2 separate regions of the Homo sapiens genome follow, and region 2 is linked to region 1. Evidence: chromatin loops called from intact Hi-C (ENCODE). Cell type or tissue: dorsolateral prefrontal cortex. All regions are shown on one strand. Each heading gives the region's core, and the rest is flanking DNA. Links, peaks and the distances in the headings are about the cores only.

Region 1 (15,716 bases), core at 7,717-15,716:
TTTTTCCAGGAAAATAAAATCTCTTTTGTGTTGATCAAATTAGTTTAGGAGAACATCTCTGCATATGAAAGAGATAAAGCAAAATTTAGGGAAATTATTGAAATTAGCAGAAGATGGACCCTACAAGCTGTCTAATTAATGCCTTGGGAATTAACATCAATCCTATTTTAAATCAATTTTCTGAAGTAAGTGGAAGAGCCCACTGAAACTTTCTTCCACGTATTTGTATGAATTTTGCTCTTAAATACATCTAAACTAACTAGAAGACCAAATGAAATAGAAGATGTTACTTTTCTCTAAGGGGATTTCCTTGGAGAAACCCCAGCAGTTTCAGAGCTCATGTGGCATTTATTCAAACTGTCCATAGGTGGAAGGTGGGAGGAGGGTGAGGATCAAAATACTACTATGCTGATTACCTGGGTGACTAAATAATCTGTACACCAAACCCCCATGACACGTAGCTTACCTACATAACAAACTGCACATATTCCCTGAACCTAAAATAAAAGTTAAAATAAATAAATAATAAAACAAAAAAAATAAGAAAATGGCAATGATTTTCTCATTCCCAGGAGGGGATTTTTCTTTTATTTTTATTTATACATATTTTTTGAAACAGGGTCTCGCTCCCTTTGTTGAGCAGGCTGGTCTCAAACCCAGAAAGAGATTTTTCTTTCCTTCCTTTTGCTTATATTATCTGGCTTTCATACAATACAAATCCATGTTTAGGTAATAATAAATGTAAGTGTACCATCTTAATAGTGAATATTGGCATACACCTAAGTTTAGTTTTATTCAAGTGAAGGCAGGGAGAAGCTATTCATCTCCACTCAAAGATGGGTTAGGTAGCCAAACTAGTGTTCACTGCCTGTTTGAAATTCTCTTTTGGGGAGCTTTCTCCCAGTTTAATCCTTTAATGATAATTATTAATCCATTTTACAAGTTTCTCCATTACACAAAATTTTCCAGTTGCACATTCCTTTATGCATTCTTCATGGACAAAGAAAGACTTCAAAATAGATCTTGAATGTGGCTTTAAAAATAATCCATTTATCTAATTTTTGCTTTTGTTGCCTGTGCTTTTGAGGTCTTAACTAAAAATCCTTGCCCAGCTCATTGTCATCAAATGTTTCCCAACGTTTTCTTCTAGTCGTTTCATAGTTTCTGGTTTTACATGTAAGTCTTTAATCCATTTTGAGTTAATTTTTGTGTATGGTAAAAGAGGTAGGGATCTAGTCTCATCCTTCTGCATGTGGATATCCAGCTTTTCTAGTACCATCTTTTGAAGAGACTATTCTTTCCCCAGTGTGTGTTCTTGTCACCATTATCAAAAATCAGTTTGGTCATAAGTGCATGGATTTATTTCTGGACTTTCTGTTGTGTTTCATTTGTCCATGTGTTTATTTTTATGCCAGTACCATGCTGTTTTGGTTACCACAGCTTTGTAGTATATTTTGAAGTCAGGTAGTGTGATGCCTCCAGCTTTGTTCTTTTTGCTTAAGATTGCTTTGGCTATTTGGGGGTCTTTCGTGGTTTCCCATGAATTTTTGGATCATTTTGTTCTATTTCTGTGAAAAAGATCATTGGTATTTTGATAGGGATTATATTAAATCTGTAGATTGCTTTGGGTGGTAAGACCATTTTAACAATATCAATTTTTCCCATCCATAAACATGAGCTATCTTTTCATTTATTTGTGTCATCTTCAATTTCTTTCAGTGTTTTATACTTTTGATGTAGAAATCTTTCACCTCTTCAGTTAAGTTTATTCCTATGTACATTTTATAACTATGCTAAATATAATTGTTTTCTTGATTTCTTTTTCAAATCATTTACTATCAGCATACAGAAATGCTACTGATTTTTGTATGTTTGTCAAACTAAGAAGCTTTTCCACAGCAACAGAAACAACAGAGTGAAGAGACAACCTATAGAATGGGAGAAAATATTTGCAAACTATACATCTCACAAGGGGCTAATGTCCACAATATATAAGGAACTTAAACAACAGCAAACAAAAACATAATCTGATTTTTAAATGGGCAAAAGACCTTAACAGACATTTCTCAAAAGAAAACATACAAATGACCAACAGGTATATGAAAAAATGCTCAGCATCACTAATCATCAGGGAAATGCAAATGAAAACCACAATGAAATGTGACCTCACTCTAATTAGAATGGCTATTTTCAAAAAGATGAAAGAAAACCACTCTTGGCAAGGATATGGAGAAAAGGGAACCCTTACACAGTGCTGGTGGGAATGTAAATTAGTAGAGTCATTATGGAAAACAGTATGGTGGCTCCTCAAAAAGTTAGAAATAGAACTACTGTATAATCCAGCAATCCCACTACTGGATATATATCCAAAGGAAATGAAATCAGTACATCAAAGAGATATCTGCACTCCCATGTTTACTGCAGCACTATCCATAACAGCCAAGACTTGGAATCAACCTAAATGTCCAAAAACAGATGAATGGATAAGGAAAATGTGATATATCTACACAATAGAATAGTATTCAGCCATTAAAAAGAGTGATATTCTGTCATTTGAGACAAAATGGACAAACCTGGAGGATATCATATTAATACATGAAATGAGCCAGACACAGAATGACAAATACCACATGATCTCACTGTTATGTGGAATCTAAGAAAAAGTGATCTCATAGAAGTAGAGAGAAGAACAGTGTTTATATCAGAAACTGGGGAGGGAATGGGGAAGGGCAGGATGAGGAGAGGTTGGTCAGTGTGTACAAAGTTAAAATTAGGCAACAGGGATAAGTTCTGGTGTTGTATTACACAGTAGGGTGACTATGGTCAATGGCAAAGTATTGTATATTACAAATTAGAAGAGAGATTTTTTAATGTTCTCACCACAAAGAAATGATATATGCATGGGGTGATAGATATGCTAGCTACCCTGCTTTGAACATTATACAATCTGTACATATATCAAAGCATCAAATTGTACATCACAAATATGTACAATTATAATGTATCAATTAAAGAATAAAAAGTTTTAAAAATAAAATAATCCAAATATTTTAAAATCTACATGCAGAAAAATCTACTTATAGTGGTAAAAAATTAGAAACAACTTAAATATCCCCACATAGAAGAAAGACCTAGCAAATTATGATATAGCCATTTGAAGAGACATTTTGAAGCCATACTAAAAACTATTGAATTGTGTATTTTAAATTGGTGAACTATATGGTATGTGAGTTATACCTCAATAAAGTTGTTATAAAAACATGCATAGTTTTGTGCACACTATGAGTACAGGAAAGCATATGCATAGAGAAAAATTCAAATTGTGTGATATGATTATATAATTATAATGACAAAAATTAAAAATGAATCTGATTCATGGACAGCAATCGACATAGGAATTTTCTACCTAATTTTGTGAGCATTCCATATTGTCTTCAGTAAAGATTCATTTATTAGTTTCAAGCCAGATTCAGAACACTTGGGGATGAGGACTGTGAATAGGAGGTGACTCTCCCTAAAAGCCAAATGTAGTATAATAGATTAGAAAGGTGACCGGCAAGCACACAGTAGGTTTGCACTAACTATTAGCTGAGCTTTATTTCTCACATTACATCCTGAGCCCTCTTCTCTCTTCTCCCTACAGTCTCCCTTGAAATCTCATTCTTTCCCATAACTTTGACTCCTTCTGTAGTAGTAAGTCCCAGATTTCTATTTCCAACACAGAGCTTTTTTTTCCCCGAATTTCAAACTCCTGTTGCTATCTGCTTCTTGTTAATAATAAATATAAAGTTTACAAATAAACCGTGTTAATCAGAAAACCAAGCACCACATATTCTCACTTATAAGTGGGAGCTGAACAATGAGGACACATGGACACAGGGAGGAGAACAATACACTGGGGCCTGTCGGGGCATGGGGCCGAGAGCATTAGGGAAAAGAGCTAATGCATGCTGGGCTTAATATCTAGGTGATGGGTTGATAGGTACAGCAAACCACCATGGCACATGTTTACCTATGTAACAAATCTGCACATCATGCACGTGTACCCTAGAGCTTTCAAAAATAATAATAAAATAATAAATAAATAAACTGTGCTCATTGCTGTTAAGCACTTTCCCTTAGAACCTGTACTTAAAAGAATCTCTTTGACTTTTATTTGGCTGAATACAAGCTTTTTATTTGAATACTCCAACCCAATACAATTGTCAAGCTAGTGGTGAGCTGGGGGAGGAAAGTGAAAAGTGGGAGAAGGAATTTAACAGTGTGCTGTGTAACTATCTCCTCTGAATTCCCACTTAAAATTGAAAGCATGTACATGTTCAAAGACAACTCCAGCCTCCAACCCCTTTTTCTCTTCTCCCACTGAACCACGGAATATGAACTCAGATTATCAAGAGATATATCAAACAAATTATCTCAGGGATACTGACAAAAGGCCATAAATGCCCCAGAACAGAAAGACACATATTGTGGTAATAATTTGCACTGTATTAATGCTCCAAATGCATTATCCCATTTAAACCTCCCATCAACTCCAAAGTGGGTGCTAATAATATCTGCATTTTCACATGGGATTCAGGCAAGAATACATTCAGTAAATTGCTCAAGATTACACAGTTAGGAAGTAGAGAAATAAGACTTTGAATGCAGTCAGACTCTAGAGCCTCACTCTGTAGATCAGGGTTCCTTTACCTCAGCACTAGTGACTTTTGGAGCCAGATAATTCTTTGCTATGGCTCTGTCCTGTGCATTGTAGGATGTTGAGCAGCATCCCTGGCCTCTACCCAGTAGATGTCAAAAACAACTCCCCAGCAGTAACAATCAAAAACATCTCCAACATTGACAAATGTCTCCTGGTGGGAAAAAATTGCCTCCAGTTGAGAAATACTGCTATAGATGGGGCAGGGGGAAACTTGCTTAGAGATTAAATACATTGCCAATCTATGACAACTGGTAAATAGCCCAATCTGCATTCAAACTGAGAATGACCTGACTCCATATGCCATTATGCTATATTGATCAACTTGGCAAAAATAAAACAAAATGAAACAAGAGCAAAAAAAAACAGATAGGAATAAAATAAAACAAATAAACTATTATTTTGGAATGATTTGCTTCCATTTAAAGAAAAAGAAACAGAAACAGTCCCTAAAGACTGTTTAAGAAAAAGACTGTTAATGATTGTTAAAGAAAGAGTCCCTGAAATACTTAAACTTAACTAAGAGTAAGCAGAGATGTTCTATAAAGTAGTATTTCTCAAAGTTGGCTACATATTAGAACTATCTAGTGAGCTTTAAAAGTACGGATATCTGGGCCTCATCCCCAAGAGATTCTAGTTTAATTGGTCTGGAATGTGACCTGGGTTTGGGATTTTTAAAAGCTGTTCAAGTGTTTCCAATATGAATTCAAAGCTAAGAACCACTGCTGTAAAGGATTCAACTAGTATTTTATTTCTATGGGTCTTATCAATCATGCATATTAAATTGATTACATACATTTAGTTTAATAGAAAACCAATGGATACCTAATAAATTGAGAGCGTACATTACCCTTAACATTCACTGAGCTACTGATCACCAAATTTGTAGATGTTTATAGGATCATATAGCCAGAAGAGAAAGTATTCTCTAGTTCCTAACCTTTGGACCATCTTGTCCCCCATCATCATTTCCAACAAAAAATTAGCCAAAATTTGAAAGGGTACTGTTATTTCATGATTATTCACAGTGCTTTCAAAGTGTGATGGAAGAATATTTTTTCAGTTATTGGGTAAAATGTGATTTTGGAATGGTTTCAAGACTCTAAACACTTTATTTTGGCTTATTCCAATATGTGTGATTAAGTAATTTTTCTAAACATTAACCTTGTCACTACTACCATGAATAATTCAGAATTCAATAGATACATTCATTTCTAATATGTAATATGTTCAGATAACAATAAGACACCTTAGGTTTTCATTACTGTAGCCGTCAAACTACGGAAGTGATAACATTTGCTTAAATGGCTTTCTATAACAATGACCAGCAAATCTAGCCTAATGTAGACAACACTGTTATTCACTCCAAATATACTCCCTTTCCTTCCATAGACAGTCTATGCCTGCACATGGCAAGCAATAAAACAGTATGAACATTCAGATAATTTATCCAGTGTTGATGATCATTTCTAATTACACTGTACAATAATTTGTCCAGTGATTAGCATTGATTATTACAAAATGGTCACTTCTCAAACATTAATCTAAGCTGACAGGCTCAGAACACAATACCCCAAAATACAGTAGCTTGGCAATTGAGAAAATGGCAGAAGCAGGAAGGTCTCTCTCATCTTCTCCCACCATTCTCCCCTGAAACAGGCCATAGAATCTAGGAAGGTCAGTCTCTGACCCTCTCCTTCCTTTCTCCCCTGAAGACCCTCATATGACAGGTGTCCTGCCCTATACCTAGAGGAAAGAAATGTTACACAGAGAGGCCAAAAAGAATCTGAACAAACAGGCCTTGCTAAGTTCCCCCAAATTTACTACCACTATGTCATATTATTTTGTCCTCCAATCACACTTCTGCATGACTGTCCACAAAAATATGGTTTTCCCTTAGTCTCTGGGTTTTCATTTCTGAAGCTTCCTGTGTTATGTAAAATTTATATTGAGTAAACTTGCTATGCTTTTCTCTTTTTAATCTGTCATTTGTTATTGGGGTTTCAGCCATGAAGGAACCCAAAATATTTCTGTCTAAAACACTGAGGACTATTGACCTGAAGAAGGTTAAAACACCAGAGGACACTCTGCCCCTCCCTCTGCCTGCCTGATGACAGGAGAGCAATTTACAAAGACAAAGGTCTTCCTGTCCTCCTCCCTGACTTTTCCTGCCTACACTTGCTCATCAGCTGAGAGATAACAGTGCCAGAGGACCTAGGAACAAACTTGACTCTTCCCATAAGTTTACCTTCCCACATTTGCCCACCTTTTGGAAGCCTGAAAATGCTCTCTTCTTTGTCTTGTCACTATAGGATTTAAGGCTGTTTGTTGAAATACTATTTAAGCAAGTCCCCTAAGCCACTGCCTTAAGAGAGAAATACTTTTGAACAGAGGCCTCTCCCAAGTGATGGGTACAGCACGTGTCAATAAACTTCTGCTGGTTTTTCTCTTGTTAACGTGACTTTCGTTTTCAGGAGTGTCTCAACTAAGAGAGGGGTAAAAATAAGAAATTATATTTTCTCCCCTATAGTCATGAACCTTATAATGAGTGAGGAAAGACACTCCTTCTCCCCTACAAAGTGTAGATGACTTTTTATACATTGATCCTTGGAATCTGTAAGGTTCTTGAGAATTAAGCAATAGAAACCAAAAATTATGTCCCATTACAAGTTATCTTCCAACCACCATTCTGAAGATTAGGAGGTGGGTTTGCTTATTCGTTTTGTGGTTACTGCAAATTTTGTTGGGTATTTTTTTTGTTTTTTGGAAGAAAGAGAAGGCTTGGAAGTGTAATAAATTTTCCCAAGCCCTGGAAGTGCATAAATACTTTCAAGAGCAGGGTGAAGCTCAACAAATTATAGTATAAACTCTCTTCAATAAAATACCCACACATCCACTGTGGCTAAGGTTGAACTGGAGTCTTATTTTAGACAGCAGAACTAAAAGAAAATAGCACTCACCCTGGGTAGCAGAAATGCCTGAATTTATATAACACCTATATTCACAGAGTTAATGTACAATTTAGTGAAATTAAATTAATTAATTTTTAATTGCACAGAGGGTCCACTCTACTCCTATTTTTAATTCTTTTGTAGGAAGGAAAAAAAAAGGCTCCAGTGAGTTGTAATTGTGCCACTGCCCTCCAGCCTGGGCAAAAGAGTAAGAGCTTATCTCTAAATAAATAAATAGGCCAGGCAGGCATGGTGGCTCATGACTGTAATCCCAACACTTTTAGAGGCCAAGGTGGGCAGATTGCTTGAGCCCAGAAGTTCGATACCAGCCTGGGAAACATGGCAAAAACTCATCTCTACCAAAAATGCAAAAATTAGCTGGGCGTAGTGGTGTATGCCTGTGGTCCCAGCTACTTGGGAGGCTGAGGTGGGAGGATCACTTGACCCTAGGAGTTCGAGGCTGCAGTGAGCCGTAATCATGCCACTACACTCCAGCCTGGGTGACACAGCAAGACTCTATCTCAAAAAAATTTTTTTAATTAAAAATGAGTGAGGGTAGGGAGCATAAATACATCCTTCTTTTGAGTCTCCACAGCACCTAGCAACCTGCTTTACACATTCAAAATATGTCTTATATATTTGAAATATGGGCTATTTATTGATTGGCTGAAGGAAAAGATCCTTGAATTCCATAAATTATGATTCTCTAATTTATCTTTTATCATTTCTTCTTTTCCTCATTCCATTGCTTCTTTCTCAACTGGAGGTAAATTTGTCCCAGGATGAAGTCTATGAATGGAATGGATGAAGTGTCATGGAAACAGAATGGAGCAAATCCAAGTGTGGGTTTTTTTTTTATAACTATTGATTTCTTGACTCTGCTTTCAGTTTCCATTGATTTGTTGGTGTTAACTGGATTTATGACTACTATGCTTTGTTTCTGTGAGTCAGTATTCTATTTTCCCTGAAGCAACATGTCTGTTGTACACAGGCCATCTCCCTGAGACCTCAACGCATCCAGAAAACAGCCAAGAGCTGAGAAGTAAGCAAAATATCTCTGAACAACCAAAACAGGTATCACCATGTCTCCACTGTCCAAACACTTACATAAGATGGAACACCTTTTGGAGCTCTCTGCACATAATTCTAGTCAATTCGTTTGTGTGATTTTCCTAACAAGGCATGTTAGAAGCAGCAAATTTGTTGGCAGGTTAGGAAGGATAGGTTGCCAAAGGCTGGAACACTGACAATCATTAAAATGACACCTGATAGACTAAAAGTGAGAAAAAGAACAAACAACAAAAAAAGAAAACATGTAAAAATAAGAACCAAGGAATCAAAACTCAAAAGAGATTTGATCATGCCATGTAGAGGCAAATAACCCTATATTTGTATTGCTCATTGCATTCTAGTGTGGGAGAGAAATTGACATTCATCATGGTAAGCCTGAGATATAAAGACAAGAATAAAATGTGCTCAGGAAACTGTTGGAGAAGACAGGAAAGTACACAATAGATTTTAGAAAGATTTCTAGTCAAAATGGTTTTGTTGTTGTTGTTTTTGTGTTTAGAGGAGTAAACATCAGTTAATGGGGAAAAGAAGATTCATAAGTCATTTAAATAGGCCACTTCTTTCCTAACAGACTGGACAAATTGGGCATTACTGTATTTCAAACAAAGCACGAAAAATCTCTTTAGAAGTGTCTCATTCTACAAATATACTATAACCGCAATAATGTGATTTAGGAGGGAAAGAGAGAGACACACACACAAAGACTGCTACTAACTCCTGGACAGGTTAGAAGTTATTACCATTCCATCTTTCTTGCCATTGTTCCCCAACCACATATATTCTCAACTTTTACATAGCTATTAGCATAATATATGATTTATTTTGCTTTGACTTGACTTATCATTCATCACATACTTTCCATGTGCCTATATAATATTCATAATTTTCATTTTGATGGCTGCCTAATAGTCCATGTTCCTAAATTGCTTTCAATTTTACCAATTATCAATAAACAATACTGCAATAAACACCTTCACATATACAGCTATTCTGTCCTTGTGTAGTTTTGGATTACTATCAAACAATAAATTCACCAAAGTGAAATTAGAAATATATCTAAATTAAGAAATGTATTTGAACAGTGACTTGCTTTACGAGGTTGTGGTGAAAATGAGGTTGTAATACCAGTCAAAGCCCTCCTCCCCAGATTAGCAGAAATTTAACTCCTCACTTGACTCTCCCCCACTTCCCTGAATTGCCCAAGAACCCAGAGATTCATTCAGTCAAACTCTTAGCAGAGGGAAAACTAGAGAATCTGACCACCGTCCAGTGGACACTTCTTGACGCCTGCTGTTGCTTCAGTTACTCAGTTACTCCTGTCCTATGGCACATGCATCTAATGAGTGGATATCATGGCTCTTAAACCATGAACTCACAACACCCATGTGTGAAGAGGGCCCCGTGGGCATCATTGTTCCTCTACTAACAGATGAAGATAGGCAGGCTCTGAGAAGTAGTGACACAACCAGGAAGGGACAAAGACAGACCTTCCATCCCTCGGACAGGGATTCATCCATTTCACCGTGCAAGCTCATCATGTACAAGATCCATGCCAAGAAAAATCTGACAGTATACAGGGACAGGACCTGATTTTTTTTCTTAATGTAGAAGGGTGATTCTGCACAGTATATGTAGTTGTGCTTCTATGTCAATGACCCATAAAATATCTTGTGAGGACAGAAAACATAACATACGTAAAATTATGCTCTAAAAAAGCCTTACACATTGTTGGCCTCAAATTATTTTAGCCAGTTGAAATGAAAATTATTTAGAGATTAATTTTAACCTAATTCGGATTTTGTTGAAGATGTAGTAACTTTAAAAACAATGTGAAAGAATAGAGCTGGAAACGCAGTAGTGAAATATCATCTAAAAACAATACACTATTGAATTTTAGATGTATAGAGTCATTTACATGTGACTGACATGTGTCACTACAGCCTATGACTGAGAGATTAATGCACTTCCTTTTAAAAGCATTTCTCCAATACTTTGTACAATTGTGCCCTCTGCCGGATGCACATGGGTATTATTTTACAGGGCTATACATAGGAAACAATGCTTTATAATCACATCTTTTTAAAGTAAAACTTTTCAATACTTGAATTCTGTGTATATTTCAGCAATTAGTTGGTTCTATCCCACACAAACTTCCTAATCCTCTTTTTAAATTACTGATAATCTCATTTACAGAAATCAAAACATTGTTAAAGATTAGCTCAGTACTGTTTAGTGCTGTCAGCTGAGTAAATTGTTACTTCTCAAAAAAGAACTCATAACTAAATATAAATATGGATAAATCTCTTGAAAGTTTCTCATATCTCAATAAAATGCATAATGAAACCATTTATTATCATATTTAAGTTTACAAATATCCACCCAATTATTGTCTCATTTCGTTTCATTATTTAAAAATATTTATTCCCATGTAGCATACTGGATTTCAATGATACACAACAAAATAATATGTGGTCTCAATTCTCAAGAATTTTATTATTAAATGGAAAATGGTGAGAAGTAAATGAACAACTGCAGAGTAGCACATGCCATGAACACTGGGATGTTCCAGATTCCCCTTCAATGAGGAACTTGCGGCTCCAGTCACAGAGAGCCTCCTTACGCAATGTCACACCCCTTTTCAGGAGCCCACATCCAATGACTGATCCATGCTGGAGAAAAAAGTGCCCACCATATCAGCCCAACTTTCTACAACTCAGAAGGGCCATTCTGGCTCCCTAAATCCCCTGGGGTTTACCACAGTTGTTAGGCACACATTCAAGCTCAGCCCTTCTCTCTACCCCAGTGGTTTTCAACTGAGGGCAATTTGCTATCCCCTCCTTCCCCACCACCAGCATATTTTGCAATGTCTGAAAACACTTTTGGTCATCACAACTGAAGGGGAGGGAGGTGTGTATGTGTGCTACTGGCATCTAGTGGGTAGAGCCCAGGGATACTGCTATGCATCCCATAGTGCACAGGACAGCCCCACAACAAAGTGTTACACCTAGTCTGAAATGTCTCTATGCCACAGTTGAAAAACCCTGTTCTATCCAATCTCGTGCTTTCCTTTCCCTTTCATAGGTGTTGGTCTGAGGTCATTCTTTTTTTTGGGGGGGGGTGTTTTGGTTTTGTTTTTCAACTTTTGTTTTAGATTTGGGGGTACACACGCAGGTTTGTTACAAATGTGTATTGCATGATGCTGAGGTTTGCAGTACAATTGAAACCATCACCCAGGAAGTGAGCATAGTACCTAACAGGTAGTATTTCAATCCTTTCTTCCCTCCATGTCTCCCTCCTCTTGTATTCCCTGGTGTCTATTGTTCCCATCTTTATGTCCATGTGTGTCCAATGTTTAGCTCTCACTTATAAGTGAGAACATGTGATATTTGGTTTTCCATTCCTGCATTAGTTCACTTAGGATAATCACCTCCATCTGCATCCATGTTTCTGCAAAGGACATAATTTCATTATTTGTTATGGCTGTGTAGTATTCCATGGCGCATATGTACCACATTTTCTTTATCCAATCCACCATTGATGGGCACTTGGGCTAATTCCATTTCTTTGCTATTGTGAATAGCACTGCAATGAACATACAGGTGCATGTGTCTTTTTGGTAGAATTTCTTTTCCTTTGAGTATATACCCAGTAATGGGATTGCTGGGTCGAACAGTAGTTCAACTCTCACTTCTTTGAGAAATCTCCAAACTGCTTTCCACGGTGGATGACCTAATTTACAGTCCCACAAGTAGTGTATAAGCATTCACTATTTTTTTTTTTTTTTTTTTTTTTTTTTTGGCGGCGGGGAGACGGATTCTCGCTCTGTCTCCCAGGCTGGAGTGCAGTGGCGCGATCTCGGCTCACTGCAACCTCTGCCTCCCGGGTTCAAGCGATTCTCCTGCTTCAGCCTCCTGAGTAGCTGGAACTACAGGCACGCACCACCACGCCCGGCTAATTTTTGCATTTTTAGTAGAGACGGGGTTTCACCATGTTGGCCAGGCTGGTCTCCAACTCCCAACCTCAGGTGATACGGCCGCCTCAGCCTCCCAAAGCACTTTCGCAGGCCCACCAGCATCTGTTTTTTGCCAAGGTCATTCTTTACCGAACATCCTGCACCCTAAACTCCATCAAAGAGTTGGCTTTCTGGGAAACAGTTACGATAGTATCCATAAGAAACCATTTGGTCTTATACGTGTGTATAAGAGAGACAAAGTAGTATGTATGTATATAAATTTATTAGTATGAACAAAACTAGGAGGACATACGCTAAATATAAAGAGTGGTTATTTCATTTTTTAAATGTTTTGTTTTTAATTATTGTGGGAATATAATAGGTGTATGTATTTATGGGATACATGAAATGTTTTGATATAGGCATGCAATGTAATTATCACATAATGAAAGATAGGGTATCCATCCTCTCAAGCATTTATCTTTTGTGTTACAATCCAATTATCCTCTTTTAATTTAAAATGCACAATTAAATTATTATGAATTATAGTCACCCTGTTGTGCTATCAAATACTAGGCCTTATTCATTCACTTTATTTTTTGTGCCCATTAACCACCCCCATCTCCCCATCACCCCCCACTATGCTTCCTAGCCTCTTGTAATCATCCTTCTACTTTCTATCTCCATGGGTTCAATTATTTTGATGTTTAGATCCCACAAATAAGTAAGAATATGCAATGTTTGTCTTTCTTTTCCTGGCTTATTTCACTTAACATAATGACTTCCAGTTCTATCTATGTTGTTGCAATCTCATTTTTTTTTTATGGCCGAAGAGTACTCGGTTGTGTATATGTACCACATTTTCTTTATCCATTCATCTGTTGATGGACACTTAGGTTGCTTCCAAATCTTGCCTATTGTGAACAGAGCTGCAACAAACATGGGAGTGCAGATATCTCTTCGATATGTTGATATCCTTTCTTTTGGATATATGCCCAGCAGTGGGATTGCTAGATCATATGGTAGCTCTATTTTTAGTTTTTGAAGAACCTCCAAACTGTTCTCCATAGTGGTTATACTAATTTACATTCCCAACAACAGTGTATGAGGGTTCCCTTTTCTCCACATCCTTGCCAGCATTTGTTACCGCCTGTCTTTTGGATATCAGCCATTTTAACTGGGGTGAGATGATATCTCATTATAGTTTTGATTTGCATTTCTCTCATGATCAATGATGTTGAGCACCTTTTCATATGCCTGTTTGCCATTTGTATGTTTTCTTTTGAGAAATGTCTATTCAAATGTTTTGCCCATTTAAAAAATCAGATTATTAGAGTTTTTTTTCTGTAGAGTTGTTTGAGCTCCTTATATATTCTGCTGATTAATCCCTTGTCAGAGGGGAAAATATTTGTTTGCAAATATTTCCTCCCATTCTGTGGACTGTTTCTTCACGTTGTTGATTGTTTCCTTTGCTGTGCAGAAGCTTTTTAATTTGATATGATCCCACTTGTCCATTTTTGCTTTGGTTGCTTGTGTTTGTGGGGTATTACTCAAGAAATATTTGCCCAGAATGTGGTCCTGGAGAGTTTCCCAAATGTTTTCTTGTAGTAGCTTCATAGTGTGAGGTCTTAGACTTAATTATTTAATTCATTTTTATTTGATTTTTGTATATGGTGAGAGAGACAGGAGTCTAGTTTCATTCTTATGCATATGGACATCCAGTTTCCCCAGCACCATTTATTGAAAAGATTATCTTTTCCCCAGTGTATGTTCTTCCCCCCTTTGTCGAAAATGAGTTCACTGTAGGTATGCAGATTTTTTTCTGGGTTCTCTGTTCATTGGTCTATGTGTCTGTTTTTATGCCAATACCAAGCTGTTTTGGTTACTATAGCTCTGTAGTATAATTTGAAGTCAGGTAATGTGATTCCTCTAGTTTTTTTTTTCTTCTTCTTATGATAGCTTTGGATATTCTGGGTGTTTCGTGGTTCCATATAGATTTTATGATTTGTTTTCTCTATTTCTGTGAAGAATGTCATTGGTATTTTGAAAGGGATTGCATTGAATCTGTAGATCATTTTGGGTAGTATGAACATCTTAATGATATTGATTCTTCCAATTCATGAACATGGGTTTCCATTTTTTGGTGTCCTCTTCAATTTCTTTCATCAGTGTTTTATAGTTTTCATTAAAGAGACATTTCACTTTTTTGGTTAATTCCTATATATTTAATTTTATTTGTGGCTATTGTAAATTAGACCACTTTATTTCTTTTTCAGTTTGTTCACCGTTAGCATAAGAAATGCTACTGATTTTCGTATATTGATTTTGTATCCTGCTACTTTACTGAATTTATCAGTTCTAATGTTTTGGTAGAGTCTTTTGAGGTTTTTTGGGATGAAAGGATGGTGAATTTTATCAAATGTTTCTTCAGCATCAATCTAAATAATCATACGGTTTTTGTCCTTCATTCTGTTGATATGATGTATCACATTGATTGATTTGCCTATGTTGCATCCCAGGGATAAATCCCACTTGAGCATGATGAATGATCTTTCTAGTGTTTGATGAATTCAGTTTGCTAATATTTTGTTGAGGATTTTTGCATCAATATTCATCAGGGATATTGGCCTGTAGCTTTTGTATTCTTTTTGTGTTGTTGTTAGATGTGTCTTTGTCTGGTTTTGGTATCAGGGTAATATTGGCCTTATAGAATGAGTTTGGAAGTACTGCCTCTTCCTCTATTTTCATTTGTTTCAAGACATTTTTCAATTTCCTTCTTAATTTCTTCATTGACTCACTGGTCATTCAGGAGCATATTGTTTAATTTCCATGTATTTGAATAGTTTCCAAAATTCTTCATCGATTTCTAGTTTTATTCCATTATGGTCAGAGAAGATGCTTTATATCATTGTAATTTTTTTGAATGCTTTAAGACTTGTTTTATGACCTAACATATGGTCTATCCTTGAGAATAATCCATGTGTTGAGGGAAAAAAATGTGTCTTCTGCAGCTATTGGATAAAATATTCTCTAAATATCTATT
Region 2 (15,811 bases), core at 237-8,236, 1.2 Mb before region 1:
TATGCTCCTGAGCAGTGCTGGTCAGGCAGAAAAGATTGACTCCAGGCCTGGACAAGGAACAGTCCAGTAGAGGCCCCTTACAGTTAAGCAGTGGGATAATCATGGAGCAGTTCTATCTGCATTTTAATAATTACTTGTTTTGAAAAAGTTCTATGTCTACGAGGCCCATAAAAATATCTTAATTTTTAAACAATCAGAATAAAAAATGAATAGAACAACATGGATTGTAATCATCTTTATACCAACACAGTTGTGAAATAGAATTTTTAATTGTTTTCACTGAGAAAGGGATTCATAAAGGCAAAAGTGCCTCAGGTCCCCCTCAGTCATAACGTAGGGCATACGTTAATGTAGGATGTATATGTCCCCTCCTCCATCAAACAACCTCATAGCATTCTCAAATTGCCTCCCCTGGCTTTTCCCTTCTGCTTTATTTCCCAAAGCCATTCCTAGAGACAGTAATTACTTTAATTTTGAATTTACGTTTTGCACGGTGACAGTGTGGCCTATGGTCCCACTAGTTTATGAGGTGTCATTTGCTGCTGGAGAGAATCACTACTTGTTTTGCCTCCATGAGTCAATTTTGGGGTTTTGGTGTAGTCACCTCTCAGAGGGCTCGGAGCCCACAAGAAATGGGGTCAGGAAAGTGCAGAAAACTAGACCTGTGGATTGCTCACAGCAGTTTCTGTCTCTGGGTGCCCCTACATTCATTTGCTTCAGTCCACCTGTTTCTCCGTTTCCTGGGGAAGGGAATTTATTCAATTACTGTCCTCTTTCAATGGTATGGCAACAGGAGAATGTTGGTAAAACCCAACCATGTTCTGAATTGGGCTTTGCGTGGGTGTTAGGAAAGGTAAGATTTTCCCGTTTTCTGAGAAAAGGGAAAAGATTTTAAGAATATTGCCACCTCACCCTTGATAAGCATCTAAAGCAGTGTTTGCTCAATTAAAACCTAGAAATGACTGTCAGCCCAACATGACCGCAGCCCCCATCCCCCCTCACCCAGTGCACTTTGGCTTTAAAACATCAATGGTTGTTGCTGGCCGGGCACGGTGGCTCACGCCTGTAATCTCCACACTTTGGGAGGCCAAGGTGGGTGGATCATGAGTTCAGGAGATAGAGACCATCCTGGCTAACACGGTGAAACCCCGTCTCTTCTAAAAATACAAAAAAAATTAGCCGGGCGTGGTGGCAGGCACCTGTAGTCCCAGGTACTCGGGAGGCTGAGGCAGGAGAATGGTGTGAACCTGGGAAGTGGAGCTTGCAGTGAGCTGAGATCACACCACTGCACTCCAGCCTGGGCGACAGAGTGAGACTCAGTCTCAAAAAACAAAAAACAAAACATCAATGGTTGTTGCTGGGGGAAAAAAGAAATCAAGGCCCAAAGGAATATGCCAATTCATAAATACACAATTAGCTGGTTTTATTACCGAGCAAAGCAAACCCCTTGAATATTTGCAGGTGCCAGCAAGTGACTGCAAATCTGTAGTGGGTTTTCAGCTCTGTGTCTATGGACTTGAAGCTACAGTTGTTTTACATTGTCTTACTTGTAGTAAACAGCAGCATTCAGTTGGCATCAGTAGTTATTAATACACTGAGTTTCCTGTGACATCCCACTTTTCTTAATTCTCTATCAGGCCTGCTCTGAGATCTTGTTATTTGTAATGCTTTATCAGTACCTCCTACGGTTGCCTCTGACAGCGTTTCTAGCACAGATGATCAGTCACATGTTTCAACATTCCTTAGTGAGGTTAGATTAGGTTCAGTTTCCCCACAGTGTGCTTTTTGCTGCTCGTTAATATGTGCCTTGAGAACACTGGGAAGCCGTTCATTTTTAAATGCTTTGAGTATACTGGGCATCATCTCATAGGTGCCTTACTCCAACAGGGCCCTTCTGTTAGGGCCTGGTTTAAAATACTGCAAGTATTTTTTTGATTGTATATGTGTCGAGTTCCATCTCTCCTTGTTCTGCATCACCTTGAGAGATAAGTTAACTCGGTTGATCCTGTAGTTGGTGGTATTGCTATAGGAAAATAGAGACCACAGTATCCTTTTGGATGTATTCACAACCCTGACCGCACACTCAGATGACCTCGGGCACATGCCTTTAGAAAATCCAGATGCTTGGGCTTCACCCAACAATAACTGAAGCAACATCCCTGGTTGGGGGGACTCAGCGTCCATGTAGTTGAATGTACCCCCACCCCAGGTGAGTCTGAAGTGCTACCTGGATTGAGGGCTACGGCTTTATGGAGTTCTTGAGGGTATATAGTTTTGCTTTTTAAAAAATAACCAAAAGAAGATTCCCATTACAATTTGATGCAGGAACAGGGGTAGGGGGGCAGGGAAAATCATTCCCCATCCTTTTGCCCTATAACAGAGTTTCTCAACCTTGACGCTATTGACATTTTGAATCAGTTGGGGGCTGTCCTGTGTACTCTGGGATTTTTAGAAGCATCCTTGGCCTCTCCCATTAGATGCCAGTAGCACCCTTCCTCAAGTTTTGGCAACCAAAAATGTCTCCAGACACTGCCAAATGTCCCCTGAGGAGCAAAATGATCTCCTCCTCCTTTCCTTCCCTGAGCCTCCTCCCAGTTGTGAACCACTGTCCTAAAATGTAAACTGTTGGGTGTTCCCTAAGCAAGGTTTGTGCTAGCTAGTTCACTTTTCACTTATGAATTGAAGCATTGGAATAGCTCTGAATACAGGATGTAAAAACAAACACGACTTCACATACTCTTAGGATTCACTGTGAGCTCATTATTTTTGAGTACCTTAATTTGCTCAAGTTATAAAATAAAAATGTTTGCATCTAGAAATATGCCCTTATTTTTAAAGATAAAAGAACACCATTAAACATAAATTTTATTTGTATTATTGGAATTTTTGTATAGCTGTGTAATTCCCAAGTTAGCTTATTTAAGCCTCCATTAGTGAGGCTAAGCTTTAAATTTCTTTCACTCTGTTCTAAATTAAAAACCTAACAAGCTTATTTCAATTAGCTACCGGAAAAGAGAGAACATAGCCTAAAAATGCCTTCTACAAAAAAACCCCAGAAAATGGTCTTAAATAGTTCAATATTATTTCCTTATAACAATGTTCTATCTTGGATGCTTTTTTTTTTTAAAAAAAAGGAGTCTTAGATCAATAGCACCATTGTATGACTTGTCTTATGATCTTTCTCCAGGGCCCCCTTCTTTGATGCAGTTATGCCGCCTTAGAATTCGGAAGTGTTTTGGAATCCAGCAGCATCATAAGATAACCAAACTCGTCCTCCCAGAGGATCTGAAACAGTTTCTCCTACATCTTTAAATGCATCTAGGGAATGGATTCACAAACGATGTGAAAACATTATTGAGTGTTGTAGCCACTAGAATTTTAAAATCAAGTTGGATTTATAGAGTTTGACTAGTTTTTTCGATTAGATTTGTATTTGTTATAAACTTGTTTATGGAGTTTGACTAATTTTTTCTATTCAATTTGTATTTGTTAAACTCAAGCCAGGGTTGAAAGACACTGCATACGTTTGTATTATTAGTTAGAAGGCATGAAGACTTTTTTCCCTGCATGGAGAGTGTCATAAGTTATTGTTTTGCATATCTACTGCATGCCAAGCACTTTCTGCATCATCTAATTTAGCCCTCACAGCCACTGGGTCAAGATGTCCAATTTTCCAGAGTAAGGATAGAGGAGTCAAATTCAAATACAGGTTTTCTGACATTAACTTATGTGATGACTTGATCGAGGCAGGCTTTTCCAGCATCACTGTCCTGGTTCCATCTCTGCTATATGGGAATGAAAATAAAGAAACATATTTCTTGGCTTGTCTAATTTGTTTTAAGCTTCCCTGTTGTTACAACAAAACCACTACTGTCCTAGCATAGTGTGGGCGCCAGTTCTTTTTTTCAACCAAAACACTATACATATTAAGCATATTCTAGAACCTTGCTGCTTAATACAGTAGCAACTAGTTCAGTGGTTCTCCACTGGGGTTAATTTTGTTACCCAGTGATGTTTAACAATAACTGGAGACATTTTGTTTGTGACAACTGAGGAGGGGTGCTACAGGCATGTAGTGGGTAGAGGTCTGGAATGCTGCAAAGCCTCTTACAATGTACAGGACAGCCCCACCGCAAAGAACTTTCCAGTCCAAACTGTTAATACTGTAGTGCCCAGGTTGAGAAACCCTGCTGTAGCCATGTGCCTATTTAGAAGTGTAAATTAATTAAAATTAGGTAAAATTAAAAATCCAGTTTCTCAGTGTCATTAGCCACATTTCAGGTATAAAATATGCACAAATGGCTAGTGGCTACTGTATTGAACAGTGCAGGTACAGATTATTGCAGAAGAAAGTTCCATTGCCCCATTGAACAGATTTCTATTGGACTGTGCTCTTTGGAGGCTCGAGGAATGGATTTTTAACTGCCTTTCAGTTTCAGATTTACAGGAACACTGGTATAATTTAGTAATGATGGCTGTAGTTTCAGTTATCTCTCTGAGAGATGAATTTGGGGCTCCATTGCATCAATCGAAAGAAAATTGTAACTCCTTAAGTCAAATCCTTACCTGTAAGATTACATATGGTCTAGATGATCTCTAAATCTATTTCCAATATAATTTTTCTGTAATTTTTAATTTGCTATATGAAAGACTCCAGAATATTAGTCTAAAATGCACAGCTAGTTTCCCAGCAGATGGCACTGTTGTCACAGTCACTTAAGCGAAAGGTTTGCTCCTCATAAATGACCCATCATAAAATGGTTTACAACATAAGCTCTGGAAATTTCCATTCAAGAATGAAAACTTTGTAGTGATAGATTCCACTGACACCGGGTTTCCTTCTTTTCCTATGTACACAATAATCCAAATGTGACTTTACAGAACGTTACCTCTCCTACTTCTTTTTAACAGAACTTTACCTCCTACTTTTAAAAAAATTGATCTGATCATATTTACATGTACTGCTTAGGATTTACGCCGTTAATTAACATCAACATCCTGCCACTAGGTAATTCATTTAGTTCATTTACTTAGAAAATATGTGATGAATTCCCATGTCTTTATCAGGCACTATTCTAGGCACCAGGGTGGTAAGGAATGTGACAGGTAAAGATACTTGATTTCTTGGATGTTACGCTCTGGTCAGAGTCATCCGCTAAGGGGTGAGGAGCTGTAGACGTTTTGCTATGGTTTTCTTTCTGAAAGCACCAGTTTAGAAAATAGCATGGTTTCTCATATAAAATGTATCAGACCCTTGCTTATGTTAATCTTCCTTCAGTCAAATCCACCGAGTTTAACCCAGAACTGTAACAATTATTAGAACAGCATTTTTTTCTTCTTAGATAGTCCAGGCAGTTAATCAATTTGCAAGTCCATATAATAGATGGTCATCCCTACAGATGGGAAAAATACCGTTACCACTTCACTCATAGCAATTTAGGAAAATTTCAAATGACCTCACTTAGCCATGCTCAAAAAGAATATTATATTTAAATAATCTGTTATGAGTCTAGATGTGGTTATATTTATAAGTGGCATATACCTTTGAGTGCTTTATCATTCCAACCTGGTACAACCTCATAAATTCTATCATCAAAGCTGGTTAAGTGGCATTGAATAGACCTTACCTTTATGAATGATGGACATAAACTCATGAACCCATCTTTTTTAAATGATCATTTTGTCTGTTTTTAGATTGCAAACGACACATATTTATTGTCAACCAATCTCATTGTCATTGTACTACATATTCCTTGCTTTTATTCAGTACACATGCTGGCTACTTGGTGCCCATTGCTAGCACAATTCATGTTACAATGAAAGAGGAAGGCAAGAGGAAGGGACCAGGAAAGGATGGCTTATTTCTTCAGGGTTTATAATGGGGCTAATTGACATGGGCTGATACTCCGTGTACCAGGTCGCAGTGGCCAGCCATTAAGCAGACATTAGGGGCTCAGAAATGAGGGTCTAAGATGGGCTCAGCTGTCTACTCTGGAGCATGAGGTTTCAGCCTTCATAATATGATAAAAGCCCAGCATTAGGGCTTCAGCCTCAGACCAAGCCAGCATCAAAACCAACTGAATAATAGCTCCCATTCTAGATGGCTTGCTGAAAGCTAGGCATGATGCATTAGTGATTTATAAACCTTCCCTCAAACCCTCACAGTTCTTATCCCGATTTTATGGATGGGGGTGCAGAGGGGTTAAGGAACTTAACAAAGTCAGTAGGTGGTGAAGCCGGAGTTTAATGCCCAAGCCAGGGCTGTTAATCAGTACACACTCCACCTTCTCTTTTCTTCAATGAATCCCAGAGTACTGGTCACTGGGTCCTAAAAACACCCTGCTTAATTTCCTGGTAGGTCTGGGAAAGGAGGTGGAGCCCAGTCTGTAGGTCAGAGGTCCCAGTGTGATACCGGGAGGCTGTGCCAGGTTTAGGCCTGGACATCACAGAGCCCTTTCCCTTATCACATGAACCAGCCTGGGAGGTCCCAAACTTGCTGTCTCCTGAGGCAAATGGGTCAGCCTTGTTCTGCCAGTGATGCTGGTGAGCACAGAATGACGACCCCTTCCCATAAGACCAAAGCTAACATGGCAAATGAACTTTTTTCTGAACTGGTATTATTTTGGAATGACTTAGTGACAAAGTCTTTCCCTGTAATGTGGGAGGGTGGAGGAGAAGCTTCCTGGGCTTTGGACAAAATTGGCTGCTTATTTCCTAATTGTGTATTTCTTTTCTTTCCTCTGTAATGGTTTTCTATTGCGTGTAACAAATGATCACAAACTTAAGTGGCTTAAAATAACACCAATTGATTGTCTCGTAATTTCTGTAGGTCAGAATTTCAGGGATGGGGTGGCTGCATTCTCGGCTTTGGGGGTCTCACATGGCTGCAATCAAGGTGTTGGCTAGGGCAATGGTTTTCATCTGGGGCTCAGAGGTCTTCTGAGCTCATTGGTTGTTGGCAGAATTCAGTTCCTTGCAATTGTAGGCTGAGGTCTCTCTTTTCCTGCTAGTTGTCAGCCGAGATTGCTCTCATCGTCTGAAGACCAGCGACAGTTTTTTGACATGTGACCCTTTCCACAGGATATTCTTGATGTCGATGTGCACTTTCTTCCAGGCCAGGTGGAGTGCATCTCCCTGACTTCCTACCTTGTGACCAGCTGGCTGGCGGCAAGAGCTCTGCTTCTAAAGGGCTCACCTGATTAGGACAGGCCCACCCTGTAATTTGGGACCTTAATTGTATCTTCAAAATCACTTCAAAGCACCACCCAGGATAGTGTTTGATTGAATAACTGGCAAAAGAAGTATGTACACCAGAGGCTTAGAATCTTGGGGGCATCTTAGAATTCTGCCCACCAAACCTGTTAATACCTAATAGCCATCAGTTCTGTGTTGATTTATCTGAAGTACAATACATAATATCATAATTATGATTCTTTTTTTTTTTGACACAGCATCTCACTCTGTCACCCAGGCTGGAGTGCATTGGCGCCAGCTCAGCTCACTGCAACCTCTGCCTCCCGGGTTCGAGCAATTCTCCTGCCTCAGCCTCCCAAGTAGCTGGGACTACAGGCGCAGGCCACCACGCCTGGCTAATTTTTGTACTTTTAGTAGAGACGGGGTTTCACCATGTTGGCCAGGCTGGTCTCGAACTTCTGACCTCAGATGATTCGTGCGCCTCGGCCTCCCAAACTGCTGGGATTACAGGCGTGAGCCACTGTGCCCGGCCATGATTATTTCTTTTTTTTTTGTGCCCCCCCTCCCCCGCCCCCCCACCTGCCCTGCATAATGATTATTTTTATTCCATCCAACATGCATACAGTGTTTACTCCATGCCAGGCATGGCCCTAAGAATTTCACAAACATCAACTCATTTAATACTTATAATAATTCTATTATATAGGTGCTGTTATTATATCCATTTTACAGCTACGGAAACTGAGGCTTAGAGAGGTCAAGCAACTTCCCCAAGGTCATACGCTTCTGTCAGTTTCCTTTAATCACATCAAGCCTACATCATCAAGTTTGGCAGTGTGATGAATGAAAAGTCCAGGTGGGGCCAGGAAGTGGGACTTCTCAGCCTTGACGCTTCCCTTTGGGGCCTTTTCACTAAGTACAGGGCCACTGGCGTGCTCACCTAGCGGGTGTGGTGTGGTGGGGGAGTGCTGTTCTCTCTTCTGCTGGCCTTCATGACTCTTCTATAAATCTAAGCAAGAAAGTTCCAAGTAAGCAGATGTTTTACAAGAGGCTTCATTAAAGTTTGTGGAAACGAAGAGGGAAGCTGAGTTTGCTACAGGTTCACCTCCTGGCCTAGCTTTTGGCCAACATCCCTGGGATAGAGGACATTGGTGCCTTACCTCTCCTGACTTCACTTATCTGTGATGTTTCCTCCACATCCTGGAGAGTGAAGCCCAGAGAGAAAACGAGCCTCCCTTCTGTTCAAGGCCCACCTCCCACACTCTGGTTTCTTGTCTCATTCCACGGTGGTGTCACTGGGAGTGACCAGCTCCTACTCATTGTGAAATAGACTTACTTCATGACCACAGACCAATCTTATCATATGGCTGAGGTGCCTGCAAATTCCAAAGGCGTGCACTTCCAGAGGCAGGGCAGGGGGGCTTTCTGTTAGATGTAACCTGGAGGTTTTGTTTGTTTGTTTGTTTTTGTGAGTAAAGAACAGGAACAGCTAGGGCTTCCTATGTCTTGATCCATCCTTCCCTTCAGGGTGTTTGGACTGGGGAACTAAGGAAGTCAGTCTCAGGATTGGTTCTGCCTTGGGCTCTTCTGAATGAGAAACAAGGCCAAAATCCTTGGCAGGGTCCTCTCAGTACAGAAAAGGGTTCAATCTTCATGCTATCACCTCTATGATGTGATAAAGAAGAATGTGTTACTACCTAATATACCCTCCAAGACCTTTTGACTCCTTCAAGTGTATAAATTCTCACTGATTTGACAAGATTGATTTTCTACCCTTTACTTTGCAAAATCCATTGTGAGACCGAAGCAAGTAAAATTGATTTCTGCTCACTTCCTTTCCCACCTAAGGCCTCTTTGCTCATTCCTGAAGATATGAGATTTTCTAACTTTCAATGCCCTTTTGAAAAGCTTGGGGTTTTTTTAGTACAGTAAAAATCAGATGGTTCTACAGGTCTGTGTGGGAATTTTAATGTGATATTCTAAGTGTTGATGTGTCATTCATTCAAGAAGACACCTCTGTTGTATCATACTTGGAAGCCTAAGTATTTACATTGTAAATGTTGAGCTATGACCATGAAAACTGGGGATAGTATAGTATCACCTTGATTTTCATTCAATTCACATTTTGTGCATTTCGCTTAAGGATGTGCTTCAGAAAGCCAGTGGTAGAAATTTATTCCTCTGAGTTGCATTGTACAGAATCAAATGTAGCGGGTCTGCATTTTATTTTTCAACATAAGGTTTAAAGAATGTCCTTTTTAGTTCTCTAAAGAGAATTTAATTGATTCTTAACCACCATCAGCCTGGCTGGAAATTCAACATTAGTCACAATATGGGCTCCACTGAAGGGTTAAGCAGAGATATCACGGGTTTGTGTTGCCCAGAACATACAAGAAGGGCCCTTTGGTCTTAGGTCCAGGTGGCCGCTAATGATGTTTGTAGTCTAGGCCCATGTGGTTCTTTGGAGGCAGGAGGCTCCGAGGCAACCATGTAACATAATGCTCAGGCTGGGGCTGGGAGCCCTAGTGCCTGAGACCCAGCCTTCCTACAGAGACCCTGTAGCCACTCCCTCTTAATGCTGTGCCACCTCTCCAACACAAGCTGTTATGTGGGAAGAGGACATGAGCACCAGCTTCTGGGACCCATTCCCAAACCCCAGATCCCCTTTAGTCTTGGAGAATTAAAGTCTCTCCATGTTAGCAAACTCTACCCTAGGTCTCCAAGTGCTCTCTGTCTTCTAATCCTGGGAAAATCTAGCATAATTCCCTCAGTGAGTTTCAGAGATGCAAGCCAAGAAAGTGGGCACTCATCACAGAAGGCACCTGCCTCTGGGGAACCATAACCTTCAACTCTGCAGCACAAATGTTCCTGAGCCCAGGGAAATACAAGCTTGGATAATTTCTATTCGCCAACAAAACAGAAAAAGTGATTATAGGGAGGTGACTTTGGAGGTTGGAGAATAAGAAAGATGTAAAGTAATTGTCTCCAAGAGTGGGAAAGTTAACGTTACTAGATAAACATGGTAGGCTTGTTAGGTATGTTGAGTGCCCACTTGAGCACCGTGGTCATGCTTGTTTTCCTCCAGCCATATTTAGTGCTCAGGTACAGCTGTAGCTTGGGTAAAGAACCGGGAAAGAGGAACAATGGAGTTAAGGGGAGTATCCAAGAGTATGACTGCTGTCTAAACTGCGCAAGGAGGGATAGGAGGACTTGCGAGGGCAGGGATGGTGTATGGTGAAAAAGTGATAGGGTCAATGGACTGGAGGTTCTAGTGGTCTCAGTGAGTCAAAGAACTATTGGTGTCTGGGGTACTAGAGTGAGTGAATTAGAGAGAGAGAGAGGGCTTGATGGTTAGTGAGAGGCTCGAAATCAAGATTTTACAGGTAGTTTGGTTATTGGAGATGGCAGACTCTAAGAGAAAGTGGGTGGATTAAGTGATGTAGATGAGAAGATTATTGGAAGTGAAGACTTCAAGGGACAGAGACGCTAGGATGCAGGGTGAATTGTCTTCGCTATGAGTGGAAAAGTTGTCAAGAACAATGACAAGCATCAACGATTAAAAGGAAGATAGAAATGGCTTTTATCCAAAAGACAGACAATAACAATTTCTGGCAAGGATGTGGAGAAAAGGGAACCCTCATACACTGCTGGTAGGAATGTAAATTAGTGTAACCACTATGGAGAACAGTTTGGAGGTTTCCCAAAAAACTAAAATTAGAGCTACTATATGATCCAACAATCTCATTCTGAGGTATATAACCCAAAAGAAAAGAAATCAGGATATAGAAGAGATATCTGCACTCCCATGTATATTGCAGCACCATTCATAATAGCCAATATTTGGAAGCAACTTAAGTGTCCATCAACAGATGAATGAATAAAGAAAATGTGGTACATACGCACAATGGAGTACTATTCAGCCATAAAAAACTGAGATCCTGTCATTTGCAACAATATAGTTGGATCTAATAACCTGACGTTTCTTTTCTTTTCTTTTTTTTCTTTTTTCTTTTTTTTTTTGAGACGGAGTCACGCTCTGTCGCCCAGGTTGGAGTGCAGTGGCGCGATCTCGGCTCATTGCAACCTCCGCCTCCCGGTAATAACCAGACATTTCTTGATGACCACAACAAGGAGGAGTGGGGGGTTGTGTCCTCTGATGGTATGTATGTAAAAAAACCTAGATGTTTGACAGAGAAGAACAAGAAATGATCTAAAACAGAGGTTGACAAACAATGGTTAGCAGACGGAATCCATCTTGCCACCTGTTTTTGTAAATAAAACTTTATTGGCAATTGGCTACACCCATTAATTTACATATTGTCTATGGCTGCATCAGCATGTCAGAAGAGTTGAGAGGTTGTCACAGAGAGCAGATGGCCTGAATAACTTAAATTATTTACTATCTGGTCCTTTACAGAAAAAGTTTTCTGACCCTGATCTATAATTAGCAATGAAGAGCAAAACATTAACCTCACAATGAGAAGTAAGCACAATTAATATAACAATAATTTTTATTGCCACACGAATGTCAAATCCTTCTGCTCCTTCTGCTCTAGATCATCAGATCAAACATTTTGGCTCAGTTGATTTTTTTCATGGTCAATCTATTCATTGGATGGCTGAAATGATAGAATGGCTGCTTGTTTTACCTTTATGTATGTATATATTTTTTCTTTTGAGCCTAAGCCAGCTTACATGATTGATTTAGAGGTAAATTTCATAATGTGCAGATCCAGAGCACCATTCATTTAAAAAGTAAACTGCAGACTATGGCACTATTCTTTGGTTTGTTATGGTACTGAGTAAAGATGCTAGTGGATATGTCTTCCATGACTGATTTCCTATTCAATCTTACCTTGTTCCCTGTTGTTAGTCCTGAGAATATGAAACCATCCTACATTGCTTTGCCCACTGTCTAATGAGACAGGGATAGACAGCACTCTCAGGGTAGTCAATCTGTATGCTTATCAGTGGTCACTGATGTTTCTTCTTTGGAAAATTTGAATCAAGCAATACAAAGACTCAGAGAATGGACAACTGAGTCAGATAAGTGGTAGGACACCAGAGTAAGTATGCACGTATGTGTATTGTTAAACTTCCTGAAACTATCTTCTTCATTCCTGCTTTTCCTGGAACCTATACAGCTTCCTCTTCCAGGAGATCTTTATCCTTTTACTTAACCTAACTTGAGTAGATTCTATTCGTTAGAATCTAATGATTACTAAGAGCATGTGAGTGTCCAGTTCTTGGTCATAAGTGGGTCTATTGGCTTGTCTCTTCCAGGAATTCAGATAAGATGTGTTCCCCAGGCCAGCAGTCCTTCATGCTGCTTGTCATAAGGAGAAAAGAATATGGAGAGAGCAGCATAGATGCAAATCAGCCTTTACTCGTTGGAAGACCATTGCTGGCAGGAACCTAACTGAAACAGAGCCAACAGGTACAGTCCTCTTCCAGTATCCTTGGGGAATTGGTTCCAGGATCACTGTTGGATACTAAAATCCACAGATGCTCAAGTCCCTGACATAAAATGATACAGGATTTTCATATAACCTAGGCACATCCTCCCATGTACTTTAAATCATCTCTAGATTACTTAAAATACTGAATACAATATAAATACTATATAGTTATTGTACTGTATTTTTAATTGTTATGTTTTAATTGTTTTTCTTCAATATTTTTGAAATCTCTGGATGCAGAACCCATGAATATGGAGGGCTGATGCTATACAGTCTGTAACAGATATACTTTTCTAGTCTTTTTTTTTTTGAGATGGAGTCTCGCTCTGTCACCCAGGCTGGAGTGCAGTGGCGCAATCTCGGCTCACTGCAAGCTCCGCCTCCTGGGTTCACGCCATTCTCCTGCCTCAGCCTCCTGAGTAGCTGGGACTACAGGCGCCCGCCACCACACCTGGCTAATTTTTTGTATTTTTAGTAGAGATGGGGTTTCACCGTGTTAGCCAGGATGGTCTCGATCTCCTGACCTCGTCATTCGCCCGCCTCGGCCTCCCAAAGTGCTGGGATTACAGGCTACTTTTCTAGTCTTAACGGAAAGGACTGACACCCAAATAGCAAGGGTCGCTGGAGTCATTTGCCACCCAAGGATAGTCTAGGTATTCTCTCAGACAAAGCTAAGAGTAATCATTTGAGATGAAAATGGTTTCCTTGGAATATTTTTATTAACTAGAGCATCACCTTGGTGGTTTTCCTCCCTGCATTTTCCAGAACTGACATTAACTGTGGTGTTTGTAGGAATGTAATTCAAATGTGGCTGTTATCAGTTATATTCTGGACCTAACTGCTGGTGATAAAAAAAAAATTTAAAAAAAAGTTTCCTGCACAGCCCCTAGCTACCAACAGTTAGTGATGTAAGCAGTCCTTGTTGTGCCCTTCAGTTCATTAATAAGCTCTTCTGATCCAATCGCTGCCTATGTCAGTTGGGTTTAGTGAAAATGTACTCTGTACTCTGGGGATTTAGTAGCAGACAAGAGGAAGAACCAAACGTGTGCCAGTACCAGCTACAGGGAAGACACTACACCAGGGATTTGGAAAGACTTTGACCAGTGGAAATCTCGATTTGTCAGTTTCCAAGGCTTTAAATATACTCTTTCTCTTGCCTGGTCAATGATGACATTGTTCACTCTGATTAATGAATAAGCAATTCTCTGTCTTTAGCTCAATAATCTGTGGATTGAAGGCAGCTGTTCTACTATGGATCCTCACCAGTGGCAGTGATGCTAAATTGGTTGCTCAATGATGCTGGCAGATAATTCTCCTTGAGCTGTGAATTTCTGTGTCTCATGTGATTTCCACTCTAGGTCAGGACTGGAGACAGCTACTTTGAGAGAAAAACTTTGGTTTGATGTGAGACTTCCAACTGTACTGTGCTAAAAGAAGTCATTAAAACAAACAGCTTTTTCTGTAACTTTCATCTTCTTAGGCTTGTCATAGAGGGCAAAGGTCCCTCTTTAAGTGGAGAGTCACGGAATAATAAGCTTCTCTGAATTAGTTTGTTAGTCACAAGAAGAATGACTCAGAAATCAGTTAGGACGCTTGTTTTCCCCAATGAGAATAACAGAACAATATATGATATATGGCTGCTTTCAATATAGAAAGCACTTCATCACATGATTTACCTGACCACCAGAGGCAACATAATGACATTTTGTCATGGACACTAGTCGTTGAGTAGTGATGTGCTGGTAAAATGTTTAACATCCAAATCCCCAGTAAAAAATTACAAGCACTTGGTTTGTAGTGTTTGCCAGTTTCTGTGGTGTAGAAATGCCTACCATGGCCAATTTCAAGCTACCAACATGACATAACCGAATGCAAAATTTGGAAACAAATTTGCACATCCAGCTTTTAAGAGCCAATACCACTGACTCCAGTCATGACTGCCTTCTGGGGACAGTTAGACTATGTACAATGAGGCTGGCTTTTGTTAACTGCTTCAGAAGAATGCCAGCTTGTGGGGAGAGCTAAGGGAGATGTTTTGATGATGTCCCTCACACAAAGGTGTGCCTCACTTTTATGGCTTAAACACAAGCTAAGGACAAACTTGTTTATTTATTTATTTATTGAGACGGAGTCTCGTGCTGTCCCCAGGCTGGAGTGCAATGGCGTGATCTCGGCTCACTGCAGCCTCTGCCTCCCAGGTTCAAGCGATTCTCCTGCCTCAGCCTCCCAAGTAGCTGGGATTACAGGAGCATGCCACCAGACCCAGCTAATTTTTGAATTTTTAGTAGAGATGGGGTTTCACCATGTTGGCCAGGCTGGTCACAAACTCCAAGCTGTTTAATTTGATGAGGCTTCATTTGGCCACTCTAGGTAAATTGTGTGTGACTGACTACTATTTCAGTTTCTTATTGTGACAGTACAGAATTGTAGAAAGAAGTTGGTATTGGGGTGGGGTGTGGCATGTTAGTGGAAAGATCTTGCTTCTATACCCAACTCTTCCAATTACTGGCTATTTTACTTTTGGGAAAATTATTTACCACCTGTCCTCTTCCCTTCCTTCCCAACAGCTTATGAAAAACAACCAGCCAGCAGCTTCTTCCCAACCAACTCAACAGCAAACCTGTAGCATTGTGTGGCCAGGTGCCATGGCTCACGCCTGTAATCCCAGCACTTTTGGAGGCTGAGGCAGGAGGTTCGCTTGAGTCCAGGAGTTCAAGACCTATAGCATTGTGTATTTTGCTTTTCATCTTCTCTACTCTCCCTCTGGGAGTTTAAACAATAGAACACTGATTGGAAGACAGAAACAAGATGTTAGGAAACTCGGGAAACCTGGAGCAAACAGTTGCCTCTGAAAGGATTTCACTGCTTTTGAGAGGTGACAGCGTGCTGGCAGTCCTCACAGCCCTTGCTCGCTCTCGGCGCCTCCTCTGCCTGGGCTCCCACTTTGGCGGCACTTGAGGAGCCCTTCGGCCCGCCGCTGCACTGTGGGAGCCCCTTTCTGGGCTGGCCAAGGCTGGAGCCCACTCCCTCAGCTTGCAGGGAGGTGTGGAGGGAGAGGCGCGAGCGGGAACCGGGGCTGCATGCGGCGCTTGCGGGCCAGCTGGAGTTCTGGGTGGGGGTGGGCTTGGCAGGCCCCGCACTCGGAGCAGCCGGCCAGC

The links. Hi-C counts contacts between places; a loop is a spot of excess contacts. Peaks named below come from ENCODE experiments on the same cell type or tissue, not always from the same donor. Only the 100,000 strongest peaks of a DNase experiment are listed, where the experiment ranks them.
Region 2: it touches region 1 in a loop (18-fold over the local background); 63 of 110 quality-filtered maps call a loop at or near these places.

The regions. Positions count from the first base shown.
Region 1 is chrX:14,034,531-14,050,246 of GRCh38, reverse strand. No RefSeq gene overlaps it. Among named protein-coding and RNA genes, the nearest start is that of GEMIN8, 12 kb to the right of the region's middle. In dorsolateral prefrontal cortex, for the core only: CTCF peaks have their summits at 10,523 and 10,723 (motif pointing left); a DNase peak (open chromatin) is centred at 10,736; H3K27me3 peaks cover 4,437 bases.
Region 2 is chrX:15,232,007-15,247,817 of GRCh38, reverse strand. It overlaps ASB9 (ankyrin repeat and SOCS box containing 9), which reads left to right. Exons shown (of 7, transcript NM_001031739.3): 7 at 3,188-3,831. The coding sequence ends at 3,312. Among named protein-coding and RNA genes, the nearest start is that of ASB9, 30 kb to the left of the region's middle. In dorsolateral prefrontal cortex, for the core only: CTCF peaks have their summits at 4,492 and 4,700 (motif pointing right); a DNase peak (open chromatin) is centred at 4,708; H3K27me3 peaks cover 6,300 bases.